Regions from separate parts of the Mus musculus genome. Here regions 1, 2, 3 and 5 are each linked to region 4. The links are chromatin loops, found by intact Hi-C in ENCODE. Cell type or tissue: gastrocnemius. All regions are shown on one strand. Region 1 has its middle 23 kb from the start of Tram2. Region 2 holds the start of Gm28836 (a long non-coding RNA gene). Region 3 overlaps Tram2 (translocating chain-associating membrane protein 2). Region 4 overlaps Paqr8 (progestin and adipoQ receptor family member VIII). Region 5 has its middle 32 kb from the start of Gm32947.

Evidence for each region. Hi-C counts contacts between places; a loop is a spot of excess contacts. Peaks named below come from ENCODE experiments on the same cell type or tissue, not always from the same donor. Only the 100,000 strongest peaks of a DNase experiment are listed, where the experiment ranks them.
Region 1: a loop joins it to region 4, with 12 times the contacts of the local background. A loop is called at or near these places in 29 of 42 quality-filtered maps.
Region 2: it touches region 4 in a loop (3-fold over the local background); 10 of 42 quality-filtered maps call a loop at or near these places.
Region 3: it touches region 4 in a loop (2.4-fold over the local background); 4 of 42 quality-filtered maps call a loop at or near these places.
Region 5: it touches region 4 in a loop (10-fold over the local background); 41 of 42 quality-filtered maps call a loop at or near these places.

Annotation. Positions count from the first base shown.
Region 1 is chr1:21,099,285-21,104,284 of GRCm38, reverse strand. No RefSeq gene overlaps it. Among named protein-coding and RNA genes, the nearest start is that of Tram2, 23 kb to the right of the region's middle. In gastrocnemius, a CTCF peak has its summit at 2,859 (motif pointing right); DNase peaks (open chromatin) are centred at 1,536, 2,396, 2,973 and 3,315.
Region 2 is chr1:21,268,758-21,273,757 of GRCm38, reverse strand. It overlaps Gm28836 (a long non-coding RNA gene), which reads left to right and starts at 2,073. Exons shown (of 3, transcript XR_373236.3): 1 at 2,073-2,343. It also overlaps the pseudogene Gm7094. In gastrocnemius, a CTCF peak has its summit at 2,112 (motif pointing right); DNase peaks (open chromatin) are centred at 1,398 and 2,113; H3K4me3 peaks cover 1,168 bases; H3K27ac peaks cover 538 bases.
Region 3 is chr1:21,000,026-21,005,025 of GRCm38, reverse strand. Tram2 (translocating chain-associating membrane protein 2) reads left to right here. Exons shown (of 11, transcript NM_177409.3): 8 at 696-800; 9 at 1,045-1,188; 10 at 1,893-2,056; 11 at 3,391-3,629. The coding sequence ends at 3,464. Among named protein-coding and RNA genes, the nearest start is that of Gm51618, 43 kb to the right of the region's middle. In gastrocnemius, a CTCF peak has its summit at 2,071 (motif pointing left); a DNase peak (open chromatin) is centred at 2,123; H3K27ac peaks cover 972 bases.
Region 4 is chr1:20,937,113-20,942,112 of GRCm38, reverse strand. It overlaps Paqr8 (progestin and adipoQ receptor family member VIII), which reads right to left. Exons shown (of 3, transcript NM_028829.4): 3 at 2,463-5,000. The region is part of intron 1 of Gm51618 (a long non-coding RNA gene); the gene reads left to right. Among named protein-coding and RNA genes, the nearest start is that of Efhc1, 12 kb to the left of the region's middle. In gastrocnemius, CTCF peaks have their summits at 1,821 and 2,888; DNase peaks (open chromatin) are centred at 1,770 and 2,882; H3K4me3 peaks cover 1,009 bases; H3K27ac peaks cover 729 bases.
Region 5 is chr1:21,159,250-21,164,249 of GRCm38, reverse strand. No RefSeq gene overlaps it. Among named protein-coding and RNA genes, the nearest start is that of Gm32947, 32 kb to the left of the region's middle. In gastrocnemius, a CTCF peak has its summit at 2,234 (motif pointing right); DNase peaks (open chromatin) are centred at 1,592 and 2,243.

The sequences.
Region 1 (5,000 bases), 160 kb before region 4:
GCCTGTTGGAGCTAAGGGAACACCTGTGACGTCCTCAGCGTCACAGGCACCTTAGCCCTGAAGTGGATCTAGCCTTTGGAGACACACGTCTGTCGTGCTTTGGCCTGGAGCAGAGCCAGACTAACACTCTAGGTCATCATCAGTTATTTAGTCCTCTTTTGTTCATAAAAGGAAGCCGTGAGAATCCTGGACCCCTGGAGCAAAGCGCTAGAGGGAATAAGAGTCCAGCAGGATGCAGGTAGGGAACACGAGGAACAAATGCTGCTGGTATTTACCTTGGTGGGCCAGAGTGTGGAAGGGTAGGGGTTGACAGGAACTGAAAGAACTCAGCAGACAGCCTGGCCAAGGTTGAGACACAAGGGGTGTGTGTTTCATTCCCCCACAGTGGGTGAAGGGAACCATGGAAGGCACTCTCCTTGAGTCCTGGTGCCTCAAATATTGGATATCAAGTGCTTGAATCTATTCGTAGATGCTTCAATTAAACAGAATTTTGCCACTTTCAGAGTTGCCCATTTCCCAACCCTCCTTCTCTTTTGCTGTTTTAATCACCTCAAACCATATCTCTTCGGTTTTCTTTTAGTATGCCTAACAAGGAAGTGTGAGTTTCTATTTTGCCAAACCTCCTGAAAAATCTTACTGCTTCCTGTAGAAATGGTGATGTCCCAACACGGCTCTGTGCTGTATGCTTAGACTATTGTGGGAGGAAAAAATTAAAAAAGAATATCACAAAACTCATCTAAAAATTGAAGCTAGGCATGGTCACATATGCCTGTAATCTCAGCAGTCAGAAGGCTGAAGCAGGAGGATTGCAAGTCTGGGGCCAGCCTGGGCTAAATAATGAGATGCTGTTTTAGAAAAAAAATTATAGCCACGCCTTGAAACCCAGGTAACTCACTCTCAAAGCCTGTTTCCTAGGCTACGAGGGATGTATTCTTTATCCTTCTGCCTAGGGGAAAAGTCCCTAGACCATGGGCAGAGAGTGCCACATGCACATGCACAAAGTTACACACACACACACACACACACACACACACACACACACACACACACACACACCAGCCAAGAAGCAACACCCCCTCCACAGCCAGCTGAGCAGCGTCATCTGTAAGCTCTCCTAGAAAAAAAAGTTATCAAGTACTTACTGTATACAAAATCATAAAATCTGATAAAAGAGGAGTTTGTTTACCCAAAGGCACGGTGCCCAGGCACTTCCAAAGATTGATGATGTCTTATTTCTAGGAAGTCCCACGCAGTGGGAAACTGAGTCATGAACTTCTCATTTCCATGACTGTCATTACCTTGTCCAGGCTTCCTCTCCCATCTATAAAACGCACAAAACCGTGGAGCATTGACTTGGGTCATCTACTCATCGATCTGTAAACGTGCATCAAGATGTCAGATAACTACTTGTGCAAATTGGTTATGCTCCCAGACAAAGAAACCAAAATAAATCAGGCCTCTGGCCAGCAAGCAGTCAGCGTGACCCAAAGGCAGAGACTGCGTGCCCCTCACTGGCCTTCTCTACCGCCCTTTAGTGCCAAACAGACTTAGTACCCTTTGCCAGCATCCTCTTAGCACCAGGTGCCTATGTCTACAGTCCTAACCCTTAGGTTTTATAAACTCCATCTGGGTCAGCTAGCCCCAGGGAAAAGAAAGGGTGAACATCAACAGCACAGGATGTTTCAAGTGTACACTTTAAGAGAAATAAGAAACAGTATAGGTTAATCTGCATAAAAATTTAAAAATATGAAATAACACAAAGGGATAGTACAATTGCTTTTTTAGCCCTGCTTTAAACTATTCTCAAGCACGCCTGTCTATCAAAACTATTTTTAAGACTGTATTTTGAAGGAAAAAAAGAGTAGTGCTTATTTGATAAAATTGCCTTGGGAGGGGGACGTGGAGGCAATATCAGTGAGAGTTCTTTGGTTTTGTTGTTTTACACTTATTTATTTATTTGGGGTGTGACTGTGTGTGTGTGTCGCCAGGGTTCCCACAGAGAAATCAGAGAACAACTTTCAGGAGCCAGTTATCTCCTTCCACCATGTGGGTTAGAGGAATAAAATTTAGGTGGTCAGACTTGGCTCACAAAAATTCCTTTCCCCCGTGCAGTTATCTTACCAGCCCTCAATGAGAAAGTTCTTTGTGGGACATCCCTTCCTTGTTGCTTGAGATCATGTAAGCCATTTCCAGGAAATGCAGGTTCCAGCTTTTGGGGTTTTTCCTGACTCGTAGGTCAGAAAGCTATAAGGAAGGTGTGTGGTTTATAGGAAGAGAAGAGGTTTACGTTCCAGCGCAGTCCTCGTGAGAGTTGGAACGACCCCAGGTCCTACCCAGACCCTCTCATCACAAGGTCCCAGAGGCTTCCTGTGCAGCTAAGCGTGAAAGAAGCCAGGCGCTTGGAGCCCCTTCCTGTGCCGCTGCCCGCCCCAAGGCAGCACTGCTATGCAAGATTTGTACACAGCTTTCACACCTCCTAGCAATACAAATCCCAAGTGTGTGGGAGTAAACACCTCCTGCTCAAGTCACAGCCCTGAGTTCTGTCTGGGAAAGCTCTGAACGAATGACCTTCTAAGTCTCCTGAGGGCCGAGGGGCCTCCAAAGGGAGCCAAGGTTAAAAAAACAAAACAAAACAGAAAAACCTTTCTGCATCCATCATCAAAGTCCGTTTGAGAGTCAGAGCTGTTGTGTTTGCTGACCTTTAAGTCACAGTAAATCATTTACCTATGGAGGACAGCAGGAAGACTCGCAACCATAGCTCTTTAAAGTCAGCTGGGAAGATCCACTTAGCTCCCTCTATCCCAGGCCCTACCTTATCTTTTCCTTCTGGGCCAGATGGTGTTTTTAGCCTTTGCTCTTCCACCAGAGGGCGCCAGCAGGCACTTGGGTTGGCCACCAATTCCAATTAGGCTCAGGACCTTGAGTCTATGCCTGATGATAGAGGAAAAATAGAAACGACAGAAGCCAAAACAGTCGTGTCTGTCTGAGCTGCCAGCCACAACCATGTGTGATCATGGGAGCTTGTCAGAGTCAGAATGGCCCAGGCAATCAATGCCTGCTAAAGGGCTGTGTCCCTCAGACCTATGCTGTGATCTTAAAGCAGGCAGCCACCCAAGGCCCTAACAGGAGCAGCACTTGAGGCTCATTTGGGAAGTGCCAACCTTCTCACCTTGAGTTTTTCCTCCTGAAAAATCACCAGTCATCACAAACCTGTGTGATCAGACACTCCGTCCCTCTGAGTTTTGGCATCTACTACTTCTGTTTCTTCAGCTCCATCACAATCTCGCTGGCCCCAGCCCTAGCCTTGGCTTTGGCTACCAAGTATTCCCCTGGCATCTACCTCTCCTGGGCCTGGCTTCTTAAGGTCCTTCCATGGGAGCATATGGTCACCTGTGGGGGTCTAGTGCCTGATGCAGAAGGAGAGATGAGGGATAACGAGGACTACTTTTTGACCCTGAGGAGCTCACAAATGTCACCCAGTTTGTCCTGGCAGCTCAGCTCGACACTGTTTATAAAGTAGCCACTATCTTGATAGCCTTTTTTTTTTTTTTTTTTTTTTTTTTTTTAATTTTAGAGGCCACTGAAAATAAATGGTTGAAACCTTGGGCTCTGAGGCTGTAAAGATTTCACTCAGGTTCTGGCTGCCTCTTACTAGCAGAACGGCCCACTTTGCCTTCTATATTGTTTTAAGGTGTGTATGTGTGTATGCATATGTGTATATATGTATGTATGTGTCTATGTGTGTGTGCATGTGTGTGTTCATACATGTATATGTGTGTATGTGTGTGTATGTATTTGTGGGTAAGTGTGCATATGGGTATGCAAGTGTGTGCATGTGTGTGTGTTTTCAGGATGTGCATATGTGGACACCCATACCACAGCATGTGTGTGGAGATCAGAAGACAACTTTACGGAATAGATTTCCTCCTTTCACCTTTACTTGGGCTCCAGGGATTGAATAGATATTGCTGGCCCTGCCTTCTGATTAGGTCTTGGTATTCACCTCCCTAAAATGGGCATAACAGAGTGTGTAGAGATAGCTCAGCAGTTAAGAGTGTTCACTGTTCTTCCAGGATACCAAAGTATGTTGAGGGACGCACAGTGATCTGTAACTCCAGCTCAGGATCTAACACCCTGACAACTATATGCGTATACATACACATAGACAAACATACAAACCTCGGACTTAATCACCAGTTCTGGGAAGGAAAAAAAAATGTGTATTGTGTGTGTGTGTGTGTGTGTGTGTGTACTTAGCCAGATTTTTTTTTTCAAAAACAAACAAGCAACAAAACCTAATAATGATGAGGATAATTAGGTTTTTTTAAACTACTTCATGCACTATTATGAGGATTGAGTGAGATATTGTATGTGGACTTAGCATAGGGCCAGCCCTATTTCCTGTGGGTATCAACACGCAGCAGTAGAGTCTTCTTAATTAATGCATGACAGTGACAGCAAGCAATGAGAGACGACGCAGACAGAGGGTCTGGATTGCAGTTGTAGATGTAATGTGACATCATTGTGTATACCTCAACTTCTCCATCTATAAAATGCCCACGGCACTGACTGCCTTTTGTACCTGTGTGACTAGTATTTATCAAACGTTAACCTTGCTGCAGGCCGCCATTGGTACTAGTGCATTGTGACTATGCCCTACATCCTAGTTTCACATATTAGGAAACTAAGACACACAAGTTGAGGGCCACGCAGCCAGTCACAGAGGGAAGTGACATTTCATGCCCACACGGGGCAGTCTGGCCCAGAGCCTGCCTTCTTACTTCTGATACCATGAAGTCTCACATAAGGCAATAATTCCAACTGTGCCTGGGAGCAGGGATCACTGTGTACACACTACAGATTATGAGTTCATACCCAGCCGCTCAGTGTTTGGGTTTCAGCTGGGATCCTCAAGCAAACAAGGCGTGGAGTTGGACTGTTCTAGACGGCCCGGAGGCATTTGTCTCAGCACTAGTACTTCTGAGTTTTGTGGCTAAAAT
Region 2 (5,000 bases), 330 kb before region 4:
CTGAAGTTATGCTAGTAGACATAACTGAAGATCATTTACTCTTTAGGGTATTTATTAACTGAGCTTTCTTTGAATTCTTACATATTTTACTTCTGCATTTCCCCAAGATGGCAGAGGTGCTGAGGCCACACGGAATTGTGTCTCTGTCGCCGTGGATCGTAGGTAGACAGTCTTACAGGTTGGCAAAGGCCGAAGGTTTCACTGCACCCTCATCCTCAGCTCCACCCTTGGCTTCCACTCGAGCAGGTGGCTGATGGCGTGAGCTCAGGTGACAAGTTCCCTCTACCTAAGAGCAGTCCTGTTCCACATATCTGACAGTATGGAATCCCAAATGCCCTACAGAGAGATGTTCTCTGAGGTTCAGTTAGAATCACTGAATAGGAGCATGTTGTGGCTGCTTCCATCTTCTGGTACTTTAGTAGGAGCATCTCTGAGTGTCTATTCTGAGCCATATCTTAATCTGCTGCCGGAGCTGATGGAGGTTTGCGGAGGGGTGTTTAAGTGCAACAGACTGCGCAAGAGAGACTGTGCTTCAACTTTCAGACCAATGAAACAACAACAAAGATATCGCAGCATCATGACAGGAAGTATGATCTATCCAATCTTGTCGTGGGGATAATAAAGCGTTCCAAAGGGGTTGTTTGTTTTGTTTTGTTTTTCTGTTTGTTTCTTACTACTACAGATTTAATGACATTGGTAGGGACATATAACTTCTGGCACAGATTAGACACCAAGGGACTAACCTAAACTAAAAGTGGAAATGGATACACTCAGGTATTACATCATTGAACTGCTTAACAGGAAAGCTGTTAACAGGAGGTCCAAACCTCTTGGAAGGTACCAAGCAGCTAATAAAGGCTGGTCTTCTTCATCATCTTCAAGAATTCTTCCTCATTAATCTCTCCATCCCCGTCAGGATCAGCTTCATCAAGCATTTCCTGTAATTCATCTTCGGTTAAGTTTTCCCCTAGCTCCTTGGCAACCCTCTTGATGTTATTTAGTGATATGCTTCCCGTAGCATCGTCATCAAATAATTTAAATGCCTTCAGTATTTCTTCTTTTTCATCTTTTTCACTCATTTTTACGCTCATGATGGCAAAAAAATCTTCAAAACAAATGGTGCCAGTCCCTTCCTTGTCGATTTCAGCGATCAGTTGTTTTACTTCTTCTTTCTTTGGCTCAAAGCCTAAGGCCCGCATTGCAATCTTCAGTTCTTTCAGATCTATGGTTCCAGATCCATCAATATCGAATAAGTCAAAGGCCTCTTTAATTTCTTGCTTCTGGGTGTCATTCAGTTCAACTTTTGCTGCTTTTTTCTTCCATTGGTCTAAAGTTATGCGCTGGCTGGATGCCATATCCCCTCCCTGCGCCCCTGCCCGCGCCCGCGCAACAGCCGCTCTCCCCTCCAGGGCGCGCGTTTGCTCCCGGCAGGCGGTTGCTATATCCAAAGGGGTTGTTTTGAGTAGGGAAAGTGTTCTGTGAGTCTGAGGAGAGAGAAGGCTAGGGTGAGGATGGACAAACAGGATGTTGGAAGGAGGGCCAGAAGGATTCGCAGGCAAAGGTCAGGATGGGAGTGACTCTACAGCCTTGTGTCTTGCTGACAGTGCTCCTACGCCTCTCCTGGGGACTGATTAATTCCCTGGGACCAATTTAGACTTCCAAATTCTCAAAATATGATCAAATTAGTTCCCCCAAAATACTGTGTGTGTGTTCTTAAGTTTCGTTTCTGGGAACTGATTCTCTGGACCGGCAAGATTCAATATGCTTTCCAACTGTGGCGTTCTGTGGCGTTCTGTACCACCCCTCCTGGACATCTAAACCTGGATACTCTGATCTCACAGGGCAATAGCAGGATCACGAGGCTATGCCCTTATCTACCTAGATACTGAGCAGTGAGGGCACTCGCCTTTGAAATCAAATCAACTAGGATTCTGACTGTGGACACTTCACCCTTTGGAATGTCCCCACATCCACTGAAAATGGAAACAATTTGTAGTCTGTGGGTACAAAATTCTTAACGACTCGGGGGTGGGTGGGTGGGTGGGTGGGTGGGGAATCCTAAGGAGTCTTGCTGTAAGCATCATCCCGGCCGGCAGGGGGCAGCAGACTCCAGACCTATGCTCCGACACAGCTGGGTGGAGAAGGGACTTCTTGGCCTCTGCTGGCCCAGAGCTGCACCTGACTCCCAGGGCGAGGACAGAAGAAGGACGTGGGATGAAGGACTCTACCTCCCACAAACCAACTCCAAAGAGAACAAGACTGTGTTCAAGAGACACTTAAGAGAACACTTAAGGCGGGTCACAGCTACGGAGTGCGCCTGCGCAGTACTGCATCCGGAGTGAGGTAGTGCCCTTAAGCATCTCTGCTTTTTTTTTTTTTTTTTTTCTGCCTTTTCCAGCTGCAACAAGGGTGCAAGTGGGCTGTGCATCCGTTCCATAAAAGAAACTTTTCATGCAAAGGCATGAGAATAAACCAGTTGTTGCTGAGCATCTGCCTTCTCCTTCAATCTCTTGATCTTCACAGAAGATCTGGGGAAGGAGGAAGGAAGGAATGGCATCTGCCCTCCCACAGATCTTTTCTGGCTCATCCTGCCAATTTCCTGAATTTCTGCCTTCATGGGGACCCTAAATTTCGCATCTGTTTTACCCTTTACCTCCCCAGAGGTGGGGCGTTGTGGTAGATAAAGTTCAACCAAGACTTCCTTTAAAAATGGCTCTCATGCCCACTTAGCTCATAGGTAGGCAATTGGTTTATTTTTATGTGAAGATGCTTTGTGTATACTTATTTACAGATCTTTTAGTGGATGGAGAAGATTCTGGAGGCCTGAGACAGGGCAGGGCGGTTTCCTATCCCGGGCAGTGAATAATTTTGTTGCATTGCATCCAGGACGTTTTCCAGTCCTATATCAGCACCTAGCCTCTGTCTGTTGCACGAACATGCAATGAGCATGCCTCCCTCTTCCAGCTACACTCAACTCCTTTCAAGTTCTTACAGCCTTGAGGGGGGGTTGGAGGTGGAGGGTAGGTGTCCTTTGCCTTCCAGAAGAAGCCAGAAAGGTAATTGACCTGTGTAAGTTTTCTCAGTGAGCACTTGTTGCCAATGGAATAATTTTGTTCTTTAGCATGAAACTCAGTTCTCTGTGGAGACGCAGGAATTGTGGGATTCCTGACAATGTAGCCAAGGTTGGTGAGGCAGTGGAGGGGGGAGTGTGGACAGCCACTGGATAACTTCCACACAGGCTGTGTATTGGAGCCACCCACTCATTCTCTCAGGGCAGTGCGCTTGGAGCTGTGTGCAGGTCAGCAATGGATGAACTAATGTGGGTTTGCCCTACTTGAGCTTGGCTGGCAGAGAAAAAGAATCTGACAGGCAACGAATCTCAAGCAGTTTTACAGGAAATTAAAGGAATTTATCTCTTATTGAGACAGGGTCACACGAACAGTTCAGGGACTCAAGAAGGTGAACTCACTTTTCATATTTTAAGTTAGCTTAGGAAAAAAAATTAGACTCCAAGTTACTATCCAGTGATGAATAATCTGTGCTATCAGCTTTGGATTTTTAAAAAAGTATGTCTTCTTGACTATTAGGCACATCAGTGAATAGTTAAATATATGTGTATGTGCACACACAAACATGCTCTCATGCTTACACACACACACACACACACACACACACACACACACACACACACACTACTGTCCAGAGACTCTGACTAAGGGAAAAGCATCAAGACTTCCCACCCTTAATTCCACTAGTGGTCCAAGACAGAGACCAGTAGGGAGCCTTGCTTGTAACTCCCCAGCCTTGCCCACCTCCAGGCTGTAGACTCTCAAGGCTGACTCTCAAATTCATGCATGCTCCCCTTCATTGTCCTTTCTCACAGGTGGGTACTCTCATCAACTGATAGCTCCACTGCAGTCAGCTCCAGATTCATGTCCCCCTGTCTTTCCTGAGTATGTTCCACTACCACAGCTAGGAAACATTAAGTCTGCCTGTAAGGCTTGCTTGCTTAACCCTTCACTGACCTTGGGGCAAGAACCACAGACTCCCCTTACAGGGTGATGTGAGCACAGGTGATATTTCTAATGGACACTCTTTGCACAAAACATGTGTGTTTCAGGTTTTAAGGTGTGTCATTATTCGTTTGTTTGTTTGTTTGTTTTGAGACAGAATTTATCTGTGTAGCCCTGCCTGTCCTGAAACTCACTCTGTAGACCAGGCTGGCCTCGAACTCAGAAATCTGCCTGCCTCTGCCTCTGCCTCTGCCTCTGCCTCTGCCTCTCTGCCTCTGCCTCTCTGCCTCTCTGCCTCTGCCTCTCTGCCTCTCTGCCTCTCTGCCTCTCTGCCTCTCTGCCTCTCTGCCTCTCTGCCTCTGCCTCTGCCTCTCTGCCTCTCTGCCTCTCTGCCTCTCTGCCTCTCTGCCTCTCTGCCTCTCTGCCTCTCTGCCTCTCTGCCTCTGCCTCTCTGCCTCTGCCTCTGCCTCTGCCTCTGCCTCTGCCTCTGCCTCTGCCTCTGCCTCTGCCTCTGCCTCTGCCTCTGCCTCTGCCTCTGCCTCTGCCTCTGCCTCTGCCTCCCAAGTGCTGGGATTAAAGGCATGTGCCACCACTGCCCGGCGTGTCATTATTCTTTAATCGTGTGTGTCTCTGTGTGGGTGTGTGCACACTCGGCTTCAGAGTTCAAAGGAGGACATCAGATGTCCTGGTGCTAGAGTCTCAGGTAGTTGTGAGCTGCCCAGCATAGGTGCTGGAAACAGGGCTCAGATTCTTCACCAAGCTCTCCCACTCCTCCCCCTACCCTTTGCATTTCATTTCACTTTATTTACAAACATGCCTTGCTTGCTCGCTAACTCCCGGAAGGCTCTGCACATGTTCATTCATCTGCCTGGAACACTGGCTTACTCTGCTTGTTCCGGCTTCCCCGAGATCCCAGCTGGGACCCTGCCTCCCCTGGACATCCACCCTTAGACTCCAATGTCCAACAGACGCCTGTCCCCGTGGGGC
Region 3 (5,000 bases), 63 kb before region 4:
ACTTTTCATGCTCTGAGTAGGGCCCAAACTCTGTGTATGCTAGCCTTTGAGAGCTTCGCTGTAATGCCCAGATGTCTTGGGGAGCCCTGTTTCTGAGGAGCTCATAACAGGCTTCCTGTGAGACCGACCAACGTGGGTGAATAGTGTGTGTGGCGGAGCCCATCAGCTCTCACGTTCTGGCTTTCTGTCTCGAGGTGAAGGGTCATGGCAGCTGTCTCAGCCGTGCTCTGATGTGGGATGCTCACAACTCACATGCAGAAGGGTTATGGTGACAGCATCACCCAGCAGTGAGTGTTGAGCACCACACACGGGGAGAACTTCCTGCTTCCTCAGATAGTGCAAAGTCAAATAGCAGGAAATCTTCATATATGTACCCCCAAAGCCCAGCAACCTTGTTCTAGCCCCCCCACACACTTCTATGTATGATTCCAGTAGCATGAGCATAGAAAGGGCCAGATATCATGACGTATATGGATCAGGTTCATTGTAGGGACAAGCAGGTGAAATGGATCAAAGTCTGGGGAGTCAGTACAAGAAAACTACTGGAAGGTGCAGCAGCCGAACTGTGAGGAAGGATAAAGCACTGTCCCGCAAGAAGTGGATGGCAGAACAGAGAGCAGCCTGAGCTACCTCAGACCAATGGCTTCTGCTCTGGGGTGTCGGGCAGGGAGAGTAAGGCTTGTCTTTCCCTCCAGCCTGAGCCGCCTGGGGCTGATCTTGCTACTACTGCAGTACTCCACCGAGGCCCTCTTTCACATGGCTCGGCTCTTCCACTTTGCAGACGAGAATAACGAGAGGCTGTAAGTAGGGTTGCTGGATGCTGGCCTGTCCAGAGACTGATGGGGTGGGACCTGGGTATCTCATGCAATCTGACTGTTTGAGGGGTCCCACCCTACATTTGTGTCTGTTCAGGAACTTCTGAAACTCTCACCTTCCTGGGTCCTGTTTGATGCTCTTTCCCACTCTGGGTTGCTTCTGGAAATGGGGTGAAGGTTCCTTGAATGACTCCCAAAGCTGACATCCCTTTTCTACCCCTGAGAGCAGGTTTAACGCCTGGGCTGCTGTGTTTGGGGTCACGCGTCTCTTCATCCTCACCCTCGCTGTGCTGACCATTGGCTTTGGATTGGCTCGGGTGGAAAACCAAGTGTTTGACCCCGAGAAAGGGAACTTTAACACCTTGCCTTGTAGGTGAGTTGGCAGAAGTCTGGGGTGGTGAATAGAGGGGCTCTCTGAGCACTGCCAGGTACCTCCTGAACATGGCGTGTCTTCATAGAAGGTCGGGGTACAACCTCCCACACAGTGACGTTTAGGGGCAAGTATGTTAACATCCGTCTCCTGCCTCTGTCCTACATTCTTCAGTCCACAGCTTTCACGTGCTCTTGTGAGGAACCCAGTCCAGATGCAATGTGGGGCCCCTCACATTTTGCTCAGCAATCATGGTGCAGAGGACATTTTTCATCCCAGCGGGGTTGATCATGACACTCTCAGGAAGCTCAAGATAGAAGCTTCATCTTTTATTTCAAGCTGTGTGGTCCATGAAGCTATAGGCATTAGAGTGTGTGTGATCTTGATATAGGAGAAGAAAATTATTTCTGCACTCTCATATGCTAGCTCTTTCGAATGTTAGCAATATTCATCTAGATTGTTATGGGCCAGGCATGTGGGAGAGAGGACAGTGGTGGATCTGTAGGATTAGTTTGATTGTGGTGACCATCATCACCTTAGGGCCTTCACCTCACATTGCTCGTGTACCAGAGAAGAGACAGACTGAAGAGCACACCCTTGCTGGTGTCGGGAGCTGTGGGGAGGGTGGGCCACAGGAGCTACAGAGACCTCCTTCTGCAGTCTGTAGACCTGAACTTTGCCCATAGATCCATTTCTACCCTCCGCAGGCTTGGCATGCTGCTGCTGGTGTGTGTCGCCCAGGCCTGGCTCATGTGGCGCTTCATCCACTCCCAGTTGCGGCACTGGCGGGAGTATTGGAAGGAGCAGAGTGCCAAGCGTAGAGTCTCTGCTGTCCCCAGGCCCCCAGCCAAGCTCCTCAAGAGAGAACCTGGTGAGTGACACCCTGTGGCAAATGAGCGAGTGGCTGGGGACTGCAGATTGGTGAAGGAGAGCTGGCACTTAAGTGCTCCACAAACCAGTCCTGCTGGCGTCCCCTCCTTGTAGACATTTTTCTCCCAGCCTGGAACACGGTAACCAGCATGTAATTGGCCATGAGCCAGAGACCCAGTGTGAGCAGGCTGGCTCTAACAGGGCCTGGCTTAGGGCAGCACTGGGTGGGGGTAGCTTCTGGCATGTAGCTAAGTTCTCCTGCTGTTGCTGCTGTTGTCACCCGTGTCCCGTGCTACAAAGTGGCCGTGTGTGTCCTTACCTGCTCTTGTGCTCTCCGTCTTGGCCCAACCCTGCCTCCGAGGCTTCCCATCTCTCTTCAGGACTGACTGACTCACAGTGACAGTGTTAGGGAGGAGCCATGGAGATGGGGCACACACATCTCCTTTAACTCCTGAGCATCCTCAAGTGATCCCCTATGCTCACAGGTCCTCAGACATTGTAGCTCAAGTCTACTACCCAGCCTTGCTTGGGGCCTGGCCTGTCTGCATGCCTGTTTTCTGACTCACCTGCATTTTCCCATGCAGCTGCCTGCCTGGAAAGAGCCTGTGTGTGTGTGTTTGTTTGTTAGCAGTCATTTGGATGTGAGGAAGACTTGGAATGGGTTAGGAGGAGGGGTTTCAGTGATGCCACAACTCATTAAATTTGTGGAGGTATTTTTCTCTCCTTTTTTATTCTTGTTGTGTTTGGTTGAGACAGGATTTCTCTGTGTAGCCCTGGCTGGCCTGGAAATTGCTCCATGGACCAGGCTTGCCTCAAACTCAGAGATCCCCCTGCCTCTGCCTCCCGAATGCTGGGATTAAAAGCTTTGACCACCACCCAGCTTGGTCAAAGGAATGTCAGGCCTTGCCCCTGCAGTATCTTGTTCCCCATTTCTTCTCCTTGTTACCATTCTTGTTGCTGAGACCTGTCAGAGCTCTGTGGAGCTGAGGGATTGAGAACACTGGGAGAACTAAGAGATTAACGCCGGCATTGCTCAGATCTCAGTGTAGGCTGCTGCCCTTTCCTCAGTTTCTGTGAATCACGGTAGGTGCCCTCCACTAAAAGATAGTCAAAGGCTAAACATGTAAAGCAAAGCCACTTATCAAAGACACTAGGACAGGCAGCAATCTGCCCTGGACTGTCTCTGGGCTTCCATTGGCTACAGCCTGCTTCCTGGTCGGATGGTCTGCCTGCCACAAAGCCATGTCCCCATAACACCCGACCCTCCATGTCTCCATTTTCCTGCCTCAGTGTCAGCTGAAACCCTGTGTGTGTCTCTTCTCTACATTCCCCCAGGTTACCATGAAAACGGAGTGGTGAAGGCAGAGAACGGGACCTCCTCACGGACTAAGAAACTCAAGTCTCCCTAGCGCCACTGTGCTGAGAACAGGGATCCTCTGGATGAGGAAGCCCTGGCCCCAGCTCAGTCTCTCCACCCTCCTGCCCATGCTCGTCTCCACCAGCAGAAGCCTTGGCATCAAAGGGGGAGTTCCTCTCTACCTTCTAGTCTTTCTCTTCTTTCATAAACCATTCTCAATAAAGCCAAAAATCTTATACTCTTGCTCCCCTGAGCCGCCAGATGGCCTCACCTCTGTCCTATCTTGAGTTTTCTCAGAGGCCTGCATTCTCCTGATTGTCTTCCTGCTCCTTCCCTCCTCCTCCTCCTCCTCCTCCTCCTTCTCTCTCTCTCCCTCCCTCCCTCCATCCGTCCCTCCCCCTGTCCTCCTCCCCTCTCCCTCTCCCCCCTCTCCTCCCTCTTCCCCTCTCTTTCTCTCTCCCCCTTCCCCCTTTTCTCACCTTCCTCCCCTCTCTCTTTCTCTCTCTCTCATGGCTGCTTCTCATCCTCCTTTCTTCCTAACTTTAATGTGCAATTTCTCTGATTTGTACAACCGGGGGGAGCTAAGATGGCAGCCCTGCCCTTGGGTCTCAGGGCTTGCCAATCTGGAAGCCTCTGGCCAAGGAGCCTCCCCTAGAGCTGGTGGCAGATCCTCGGTGGCCCTTGTGGACAGATTGGATTACAATATTCTTGGTGCTGACCGACAGACAGTCAAGATGTAGGATTCTGGTTCTACGCATCCTTCGCTTTGGGGACATAGTGACTTAATCCAGAAAGACAGTGTTAATTAACTATTGAGTCCCAGGACTCCAGAGAGCTTCCAGTGTGTCATTTGAATTGGAAAGCAGCCTGCCTTCACTCTCTGAGGGGACATGCTAAGGAGGATGTGCCTTCCCACTTGTCCCACAAGAGCAAAGCACATCAAACATCTGCCTCTTCTAGAAAGGTGGCTCGACAAACAGAAGAGTCGATCTGGACCATTCTCCACCCACCAGCATCTGAAACCAAACCAAAAGGCAGTTACAAACCCGCCCAAGACACGCTGTTCCCAAGTCCAGAGATGGCCTGCCCCAGCCGGCCAAACTTGCAACCTCAACTTCATCTCTCTGCAGAAACAGGAAGCCCCAAGGACTCCATCGCCCGCCATGTGTTCCTTTGGCCACCTTCCCTCTGGCCTCACCTGAGTGTTCTTTTAAAGTTGTTAATGTTGTTTGTTGAGCACACCCAGAGCCTGACACCAGGATGCCTCAGGGTTACTCTTCTGGTTGCATGAGCTGACACAGCCATGTCCACAGGAGTCTGTGACCCCCTTCCCTTCGGTGTTCTTTCCTCTCTCTTCTACCTGAAGACGGGGTCATCAGGTCCTTATGGTACCTTGTGAGGACTTTTAGAATGGATTTAGGCTTTAAAGGGTCCCCAAACTCTGAGCTAGAGTATAGGGGAGCAGTTCTTGGTAACACAAGACATTAATGTTACCTAATATTCTGCCTGGCCTTCCTTTGACACCATATCTGAGACCAGAGCTTGAGTGTTTACCCATAAAGAGGGAGCTGGGTCTTCAGCAAGAGCT
Region 4 (5,000 bases):
GTTCGTGGTTCTTTAAGCAGGTTTATGGTCTAGAAAGTCTTTCTGGGGATTGTAGCTGAATCCTGGTGCTGAGTGCGTATGGAATTTCATCTCTGGTAGCAGCCAGCCCAGCAGTGTCACTCTGAGGAAAAGTGTGGCCAGTGTGTGCAGAAATGCACCAAGAACTGCACACAAAGGTTTGTTTTTCTACTGAGGGAGGGATGTGGAGGGAATCTACATAGCCCCCTTCTCTCGATTTAAAAGCTCTCCTAGTTCACACAAAGACATGGGGGAACATCTTTTTTCCCTATGTTCGCTTGGTTCTGATGGGGAAGAATGGAAACTTCGGATCCAAAGGCCTGAGTTTCTGGAAGACTCCATTACCAAACCAGGTAGTCCTGTGTTAATTTATTGATTTATGCCTCAATTCCTTATTGTAAAACAGGGGCAACAAAAATGGGAAGTACTAACAGGCTTGTTATTGGGGTGTGTGTGAAAGAAATTGAGAGAAAAACTCAGGATTAGTCAAGTGTCATAAAAGCTGGTACAGTTATTTATAGACTCTGCTGGCGAGGTGTCTTTTCATGTCTGCCCAGAAAATTACCCAGAGTGCAATTCAAATGCTAACAGAACGAGAAGGAAATATTTGAAGTCTTTCTAGGAAGCAGAACCCAGCATCCTGAGCTGTTTAAAAATACTCTGGAAACAATCTGCCACCCCCAAATGTGTGCCCACAGGAAGGCAAGAGCTTGCTGGGCCAGGCCCATGAATGGAAGAACCTAACAATAACCTGGTTTTGTGTAAATGGAAGGAAATAGATAATTGATAATTTAAAAAATTAAGAGCGACCAGAACACCCACCCCCACATTTCCTGGTTTCAGTAAAGTCCCCATAAGGGCTTGTGTGCTCCATCCTAACTACCAACCTCTGTCCTCACCATTCTCCTTTCTAAGCTGGCACACTTTGGACAAAACACAGCCAGAGTCCTCACTTCCCTTTCACAGTTGATGGACCTGGGGATGTAACCCAATTGATAAAGCACTTGCCCAGCAATCAGAAAGCCCCGGATTTGACCAGAATCGCTGCATAAGACCTTGCTATGATCACAGCACTCTGGAGTTGTAGGCAGCAGGACCAGAAGTTCAGCTACATAGCAAGTCTAAAGCCAATCTGTGGAACATGAGACTCTGTATCAAAACCATAGGGCTGGCGTGATGGCTTAGCTCTTAAGAGCTGATGGTGGCTCTTGCAGAGGACCTGGGGTCAATTCTCAGCACCCACATGGTGGCTCACAACCACCAGTAACTCCAGTTTCAGAAGATCCAGTGCCCTTTTCTATCTTTCATGGGCCCTATACAAATTGGAAGCACAGGCATACTTAAAGGCAAAACACCACACTCATAGAATAAACCAAACTAAACCAAGCCAAGCCAAACTCACCCTAGCTCTCCCGCTCACACTTCTTCCTGACTTTTTCTCCTGGCACCGATAACACAATGAATACACTTCATCTACTCGGTTTTCTGTTTGTCTACAACTAAGGGTACTGTGTGCTTTCTTTGCTACTGGGTTCCAGGGGCTTAGAGCAAAGCCTGGTACTCGGCAGTCCTAGCTGTTTGCGAGATGACTATCAGTGGATTCACGTACGCAGTTTTCAGGCTGGGCGTGCTGGGCTCGCTGGGCTCGCTGGGCGGGCTGGGCGGGCTGGGCGGGCTGGGCTCCAGCTAAAGGCTCTCTAGCACAGTCCTTGCTGGGCATCTGAGTCTGAGGAGGCATGTCATACAGTTCTCTCAACAGGAGAGCCAGTGCGCCACCTACTTTGTCTGCTAACCTGGCGTCATCAGGTTATGTACATGGCGTAACGTCGGGAGGGGGTGCAATGGAGCTCTTGGCATTCCTGTAAGCTGAACTGAATGAAGACTGCTGATTTCGTACTTTATAAAATGAAAGCAGTCAGTTGCTTAAAAACCTTTAGTTCCTTCCCCTGCCTCCAGGGACTTTTGGATGGCATTAACATACATTTTACTATTCAAAATGGTTTGATAAAACCTTTTTCTTTTCCCTCAAAACATTTGTTATTAAATAGGTCTATGGATTATCTTTTCCTCTCACTTTTCTACATTTTTTTCAATAATCAGATATTGCTTTTAAAAAACAAAATCAAGACAAACAAAAGACCCACCTTTCCACCGATCTTTCTGCACAGCTCCTTGAAAGGCAGGGAACCTTTGTAAAGCTCCACCCTTCTACTCTTAGCTCCTATCTGTCGGAGGAAGCCAATTGCTTGGGCAAGGGACAATCCCAGTGACACATGACGGGGATTTGGGGTTAGGCAAGATTATCAGACAACTTTCACGGAAGAATCAAACACTATTTTCAAAAAAACTCTGTGGATCTGACTTTGTGATCCACTCAGGCTGATTCTGAAGAACACAACAATGTAATTCATAATTTTTATATCTCAAAATAATGTAGGCCAAAATCAATTCAAAATCCAAGATCTTTAATAAGATTGTGATGTAGCTAGGAATATCTACGCAATTATACTGAAATCTGCAGAGAAATCAACTCCACATTTCTTCGAAGGGTAGTTTATTCTGCAGTAGACTTATTTTTCAAAGTTTTTATATCTTCCTAGTTTTAGATAGGTGTAGTGTTCAACCTCTTTCAGTTGGCAGTTGGCAGGCTAAATAAAACCCAGCTTTAGAATGAGCTCTGGGTCCATTACCAACAGGACAAAAATCCATGTGCAAAATCTGATTAATGATTATTCACGTAAGTAGGTTTATAGAGACAGAAAAAAAATCCCACACTTTTTCTTTAACCAAGCAAAACACAGATCTAGCCATGAAGCCTTGGCAACAAGCTCTGAGTGTACTGAGAGTGACAACATCACCCTCTGGAGGATGCAGGTGGAACTACAGAATAGTAACCAAACAAATGGAGGGCGACCGAAACAGGGCTAAACTACCCTCCTGTCAGGGCTCTGAATTCTATTTCAAGCTTCCAGTCTATGGCTTACACTATTGTTATTGAGAGACTTAAGAGCTGAAATTGTAACCCTGACATCTTTAAGAACTTTAAAATTAGTTTTATTAGAATTGGATATGGTGTTGGTGCAGCCTGGAATCCCAGCTCCTTGGCCGACTGCGACAGGAGAATCCATCTGGAGTTCCAGGCCAGCCTGGGATACACAGTGAGGTCCATCTCGAACAAAACAAACACCTTGAACAAGAAACAACAAAAACAGCCTTCACCGTCAAACAAAAGTCAGGATTCTGAAATGAGAAACAAGCCCCCCATGTCCAGTGTATCCTCTTCTTGAACTAAGTGGGGCCTTATATCAACCCACAAGAATCTTATTCATGAGAAAGTATAGATGACTGATGGTTTAATCTTATCAGAGGCGTTTACATATTAATGGGTTGAAAGTCTTAACTAAGAGAGGCAACAACCAAAATTTCTAGTTTTGGAGAGCAAGATAAACTATCTCCCTTATACCTTTTTAAACATTATGCTGATTTTGCAGGGTGACAAACTCCATTGTAAAATCAAGAGGCATGCATACTCCTCTTTACAATTTTTGGTTGTTACTTTTAAACTAGCCTAGTCTTTACCATCCTGATAGGCCCATTTTAATGACACTGTTTGAGGACTCTGAAGAGTTAAAAATCACCCATTTGTGTATGCATTTGTAAAGGCATTTGCATTATTCCAATTAGATACTGGTGTTTTCCCCCCACCTCAGTGCCCTCCCCAAATATCTATTATAAATACACGGTTGCTTGGCCTGGGGTGCACATCAATGGGAGAACTCTTTGTTAACATGTTGCAGGTCTTAGGTTCAAGTCCCAACTCCATAGAAATCACTTTCTTTTTCTTTTTCATCAGTTCCCAAGTCCATAGTTAGCAATAGTTGTATAATTAAACTAGGAACTGAACGCCAGTATCTCACGTTTCTCACGGGCGTCACGGGTGTCACGGGTGTCACGGGTGTCACAGACTTGTGAGGAACAGAGTTCAGCTCGACCCTAGGCTGCAGGACCATTGAATACCACAGATCCCTGTCCACAAGACTCAGAATGCCACACCTTTAGCCCTGCCATGTGGGAGGCAGAGACAGCTTGATTTCTATAGAGTTCTAGAGGTCAAGGTTTGCATGGTCTACATAAGGATTTCCAGGACAGCCTGGGTTATACAGTGAGATCTGATCTCAGGAAAAAGGAAAAAAAAAAATCTTTGTTCACAGATACCACCAGAAGACCGCCTTCCTCATCCCTTTCCTCTCTCACGTTTCCCACCAACTTTTAAAAGAATACAGTCTTTGAATCCACAACAGCAGAACTTCTAACACTTTCTGGTTCCCATTTTAAACAGACCCTCTACTTGGAGCGTTTACACATACACACCCTAAGAAGTCTTTGCTCAGTCCAAACCCGTTCAGTTTTGCTAACATTCCTTGGCATGAACTTGACCTAGACAATCAGAACCTTGGGTCATTTGGCTAGCATAGGCGTTCATCTTCTTGACCATGAATGAACAAGAACCCCATCTAATAAAACAGTGCAGGAGACACATGCTCTCTTGATTTAAAAGCAGCAGGGATACTGCTGCTGACCCCTCTCACATACAGATTAATAGTTGATTGACAGGTCACTCTAGCTTTTGGGGGTTCCTTTTTTTTTCTTGTCCCAAGAACACAAAACAGAAAAATTCCATGTGTGCATATATTAAAATAAAAGAGTTTAGACATTCCCATGTATAAGGCACAAAATTCACAAGTCACTCGCACAAAAAATATATATATAGAAAACAAAGGTTTTAAGACTAGCAAGAGGAGGTTCATTAACTGGAGTTGGAAACTTTAGCTTCCTTTTTTAGTACACAGGGACCTTATAATGATAGGAAGTGCAGCCTGCGAGTAGAGGGCACCTCAGCCCTTCCTCAAACACAGCCTCCTCCACTGGGTTCATGCAGAAGACAGTCCTCGGGGAGAGCTGTGTGGCCAGAACATCTCAGC
Region 5 (5,000 bases), 220 kb before region 4:
GCATGACGAACTGTATAAAAGGGCTGCAAAATTCAGAAGGTTGAGAACCAGGGAGGAAGGTTGTGAACCAGTGCTCTAAAGAGAGGCTCAAGACCACTCGGTAAGGAACTCACAATCCTCTGGAAATCAGTGAAACTTAGCACATTCATGAAGATTCCTCCCTCCTCAAGGTTATATAAATCACAAGAGTCTCCTCTGAAAAGAGAACAGTCTCCAGCAGGTTGAGTTGCCTGCAAGTCACAGAGAGCTCCCCCAAAATGGGCCTTTTATGAACAGTGACATGGGGGTGATACAGCTGCCTCTAAGGCATTCCTATTCCCGTAAGTGACACCCCCCCCCAAACTCACTGGCTTACCAAGTTAAACTTTGGTAGAATCCATTCTTTGGTCTGTAATCAGAGCCCTATGTGGGATGAGAAGAACTTCCTTCACATGTCTCAGGAAGTGGACACAATGGTATCTTCCTGTGCCGCTAATACTAACATACCTATCTCAGACTCTACATCAATGCCTTTTTAAGACTCATTGTGTGAAGTAGTAAACGTAGTGTCCAATCAGGCATACAGACAGGTACTAAGTGCCAACTGCCCTCTTCCTGGACACTGAAGCCCACATACCCTGCAGGAACAAGTGTCTGAACTCTACTTACCCCAATGAACACTTGACCACATCTGTGGCTCAGACAACCCAATCTTGGTCCTTCTCCACACTGCTTTTCTCTTTCTAGAACTTTCCACTGAATCCTCCCGGTCTGGTAGTGCTGGCTTCACTTCTGACAGCCGAGTCAGGGATCACTCCAACTTAAGGTGATTTAAAGTTTTTGTTCTTTCTGTCAGTATTTCAGAGCTCAGTCTATTACTGAGTGAAGTCGTGACAGAAACCTAGAGACAGGAGCTGATGCAGAAGCCATGGAGGGATGCTGCTTGCTGGTTTGCTCTCCATGGCTTGCTCAGCCTGCTTTCTTAGAGCACCCAGGACAACCAGCCCAGGGATGGCCTCACAAATCAATCACAACTTAAGAAAATGCCCTACAGCCTTGCCTACAGCCCAATCTTATGGAAGCATCTTCTCAATGGAGAGTTCCTCTTCCCAAACAACCCAAGCTTGTGGCAAGCTGACATCAAACTAGCAAGCAAGTTCACAAAGTATTTACCTCTGAATGATATTCATAAATCTCCCCAGCTCTCTCGCTGACCAGTTCAGCTCATTTCTTTCCAGAGGGCAAGGAAGGAGCCCAGCCACAGCGGGGCGCGCTGGAGGCTAATCCGGAAACCCTCTTACAGAAACCGGCTCCCTCTGCTCCCTTTCTTTGCCTGGGAACCCCAGAAGTCGCTCAGAGCCTGGGGATTGAGAAGGACCAAATACCCAGCTGAAAGGTAGGAGGAGCTACTGGAGGGAGGGTTAGAGTGGCCTAGACGGCTTTGAGGAACAGCCCTCTTGACCCTCCAGGTCTGTCCATCCGCCCTTTCAACCAGACGGCTCCAGAATCGTGCCAAATCCAATCAGGTAATCCTGCAGCTCTGAGATGCCTCTGGTCCTCTCGGTTCCTGCTGCTGATCGCATGTTGGACCTCCACTCTCTAGCCTCAGTCCCGGAAGGCGGGTAGCCTAGACTTTTCATGCGGATTCCTGGTGGGTCAGTATTGGGGGCTGCTTACTGTCATGTGTTCCTGACATATAGCTGATCCAGGTGGTTCTCCTCCACCCACAAAGCCACTCAACCACCCCTCCGAGCATTCTAAGGTGCCATCTCCAGCCAAGGACAGCTTGGTTCTGGGTTCCTGAGCACTTTATGTTGAATTTAATAGACACAGAGGACATGAACCCTGGTAGTCCAAAGCCCTCTGGCAAATCAAGCACAACACCTCGCCTCAAGGGCCTGCTCTAAATTTGCTGGGGGGCCACTTGTCTCAGGACACTGTCATTTGTCACACCATACTCCTCGTTGGGTTTTACCAAACTGAAAAAGAGACAAGGGTAGGACAAAATTTTAAGTAACCAAAACAAACATCTGAAAATCAAGGGAAACAAAAAGACACGAAAAATGCCCAATAAAGAAAAAAAAAAGCAAAATTTGCAAAGGAAAAACAAAACAAAGAGATAAAAGACAAACTGGAGAGAACAGGTCAAATGATATAAATCTAATGTCAGTTTTAGTATATTTGCATGGAATTTTTACTTGGACCTCCAGAATCAAACATGTTCTCTCGTTCAATGGTATTTTCCACAAAGAGACAGCAGGGGGCGCTAGAGGTCAACGCTTCATTGAGCATGGTGCTGCCTTAGCCTTTCTGAGGTCTTCCTGGAAGTCTGTGCAAAAAAATGGGCGTGATTTCTTCACTACATCCTGTTTAAAGACTACAACTTTCCTGAAATGTTGTTACAGGATATAAGATGGAACTTTTAAGTAGAGCAGTGGAGAATGACCGGAACAAGGTCTGCCTGACCTGTCCTCATCCAGCCATTTTGACTCAAAGTGGACTTCTGCCAAGGCTGTGGGACCTTTGATGCTAACAGTGGGGATAAAGATTTTCTCAGGATGGAGACCATTCCAATAAGGCAGCAATAATGGGATGGGAACAGCTGATGATAATGAGCATCTTTTGCGTGCTGGCCACCACTTTAAGTATTTTATAGATATCCGCTGTCACCTTCACAGCCATCCACTGAGGTAGGTACCCCAACATCCCCATAGTATGGAGGAAGGAACAAGCGACTTGCCTTAGATCATACAAAGCAGCATCAGATGCTTAGGAAGAGCAGCACATGCTGACTCGTGTTCATTCTGAGTTTGTCATGTGTAGCTCTACACTTTCTTATAAAGGAAAACACTGAGTGACTGTTGTAGGAAATACATAGTAGAAAACAAGCATTAGGAAATATACAGTATTTGCTATTGTTATTAATACAGTTATATGTATCTTCTGGGAGTTTAATATCTAGCTAAGGAGTTTAGCATAATTAATAATACAAGAGAGGCACCAAATGGATGAGTTAATCAGTCAGTCAATCAAACCAAGAAATAATAGCTGCCCATCAGCATTGTAGTGAAGGAAAAGATGTGCAGAGAGTGTCAGACCCAGGTCATAGCTCGCTCAGTGTAGCGACTGCTTAAAATCTTATAGGAGAAGCCTCTGTGGCATTAACAGCAAGCGATTTCTGACTCTAAGTGGCTGAGATAACTGTTACATTCTGAATGTTTCATTGCATGGATTAGACACATTAGATAATTTCCACGTGACAGGGGGCATCAAATCCACCCAGCTTGAACACACTAATAATAACCTCTGAGTTACCAATAATGTGTTGGTGCAGCATTAGGGAACGAAATCAAAACACTTTGGATTGTTATCATCTAGATTTTATTTCTGCACTTCAGGCCCCCTGTATCTTCATTCCTCTTGTCTGTGTGTTGATTGAGTTTGAATCCGTGCCTGCCTGAAGGCTGTCTTGTGAGGCTGTCCTGGTGTCTGTCCATCTGTGTGAATGTGTCTGTCTGGGACTGTGTGAATGTGTCTGTCTGGGACTGTGTGAATGTGTGCCAATCTGAGAGCTCCTGTTCCTAACAAAGTGTTTTACTATGTATGCGTTGAACGTCACAGAAAGCATCACATGGTGAAGGAAGGAGGGAACTCTTCAACAGAGTTTACACAGGATTAAGTCACTGACGCCAGCTGATCCCAACAGGCCCAGATAACAGATACCGTTGTTCATCAAGCAATAGCTGTGTGTCGTGTACAATATCTATGATTGATATAAGATTGCTTTCACCCTCTATCTTTGCTGCTTTGTGCAAATGATTATCAGAATACGCATGCATTGCTTAGGTCTGGCATGGAACAACACATAAACCAAGCTTACAGCTATACATTGTAGCTTAGGTTGCAAACAGTGATTACACTGGGAATCTAAGGCAGGTAATATTGATTGTTACATTGTTCTCTTAAGGAAGGTTAAACAAGGTAGGGCAGCAGGACAGCAGCCTGAAGTCTTAAGTAACCTCACAGTGCATTACTAACTTCCTGGAGTCCAGTAAAAGTCTCAGTCTTTTAAAATGTAAAACTATTTTATCATAATGAATTGCCACATTTAATCATCGTATGCCTGTGGATGTTTGACTAAACATATCCTCTTCGAAAAAATTCACTAAAATAAAGCAGTAGCTTGATGTCTACATTTTGGTCAAACTACTTGCTGATTTGGGGGGTCCATTTATTTCATGGGTATTTTTCTGTTAGCTCTGGAATAGGATGCAGACCTGGACAGGATGCCAACTCACAGACTCTGGAGGAAGGGGCATGGCTAGGCATATCATGTTAATTGAAACTTGAAGTCTGAGAGGGAGCCAACAGACAATGAACCAGTTGGACCATATATTGGAGCCCCATACTGGGTACATGGAATAAATAGGTTGAGCAAGGGTGCTGGTGGGGGAAGGGCTCTGTGACTTGTGGAAACAAAGTGAGAGTACTGGGTGCTGCAGACCTGGGAAATAGAAGCGCAGTGGATTGATTCAGCAAGAAGCTGAATTCATTATGTAATAAGTGACCTTGGCTAAGCATGGTTTCCTGCCCCTGCGTCATCTATTCAAGTCACCTGGACTTTTGCAGTCTCCAGATGTGGCTGAGTGGAAATTTGACATCATGAGGCATAAGATAATTTTTGTGTGCAACTTGCTTTTCATTGGTTGTCCTTGACGGAACCCAATGCTGTATGTATCTATGCATATACAAGTCCAGAAGAGCATCTATCTTAAATGGCCTGTCACTCTTTGTTCTGTTTAACAGTAAAAGAAGGAGCTGGTAAGATGGCTTAGGAGGTAAAGATGTTTATGCAAAACCTAATAACGTGCATTTTGTCCCAGAACCCATATAAGGGTGAAATCAAGAATGGACTCCACAAGGGTGCCATCTGATCTCCATATGTACACCATGACATGAACGCACACACACCCACCATCACACACACTAGTCATAATAAGCAAAATTAACTTTAAAAGTTA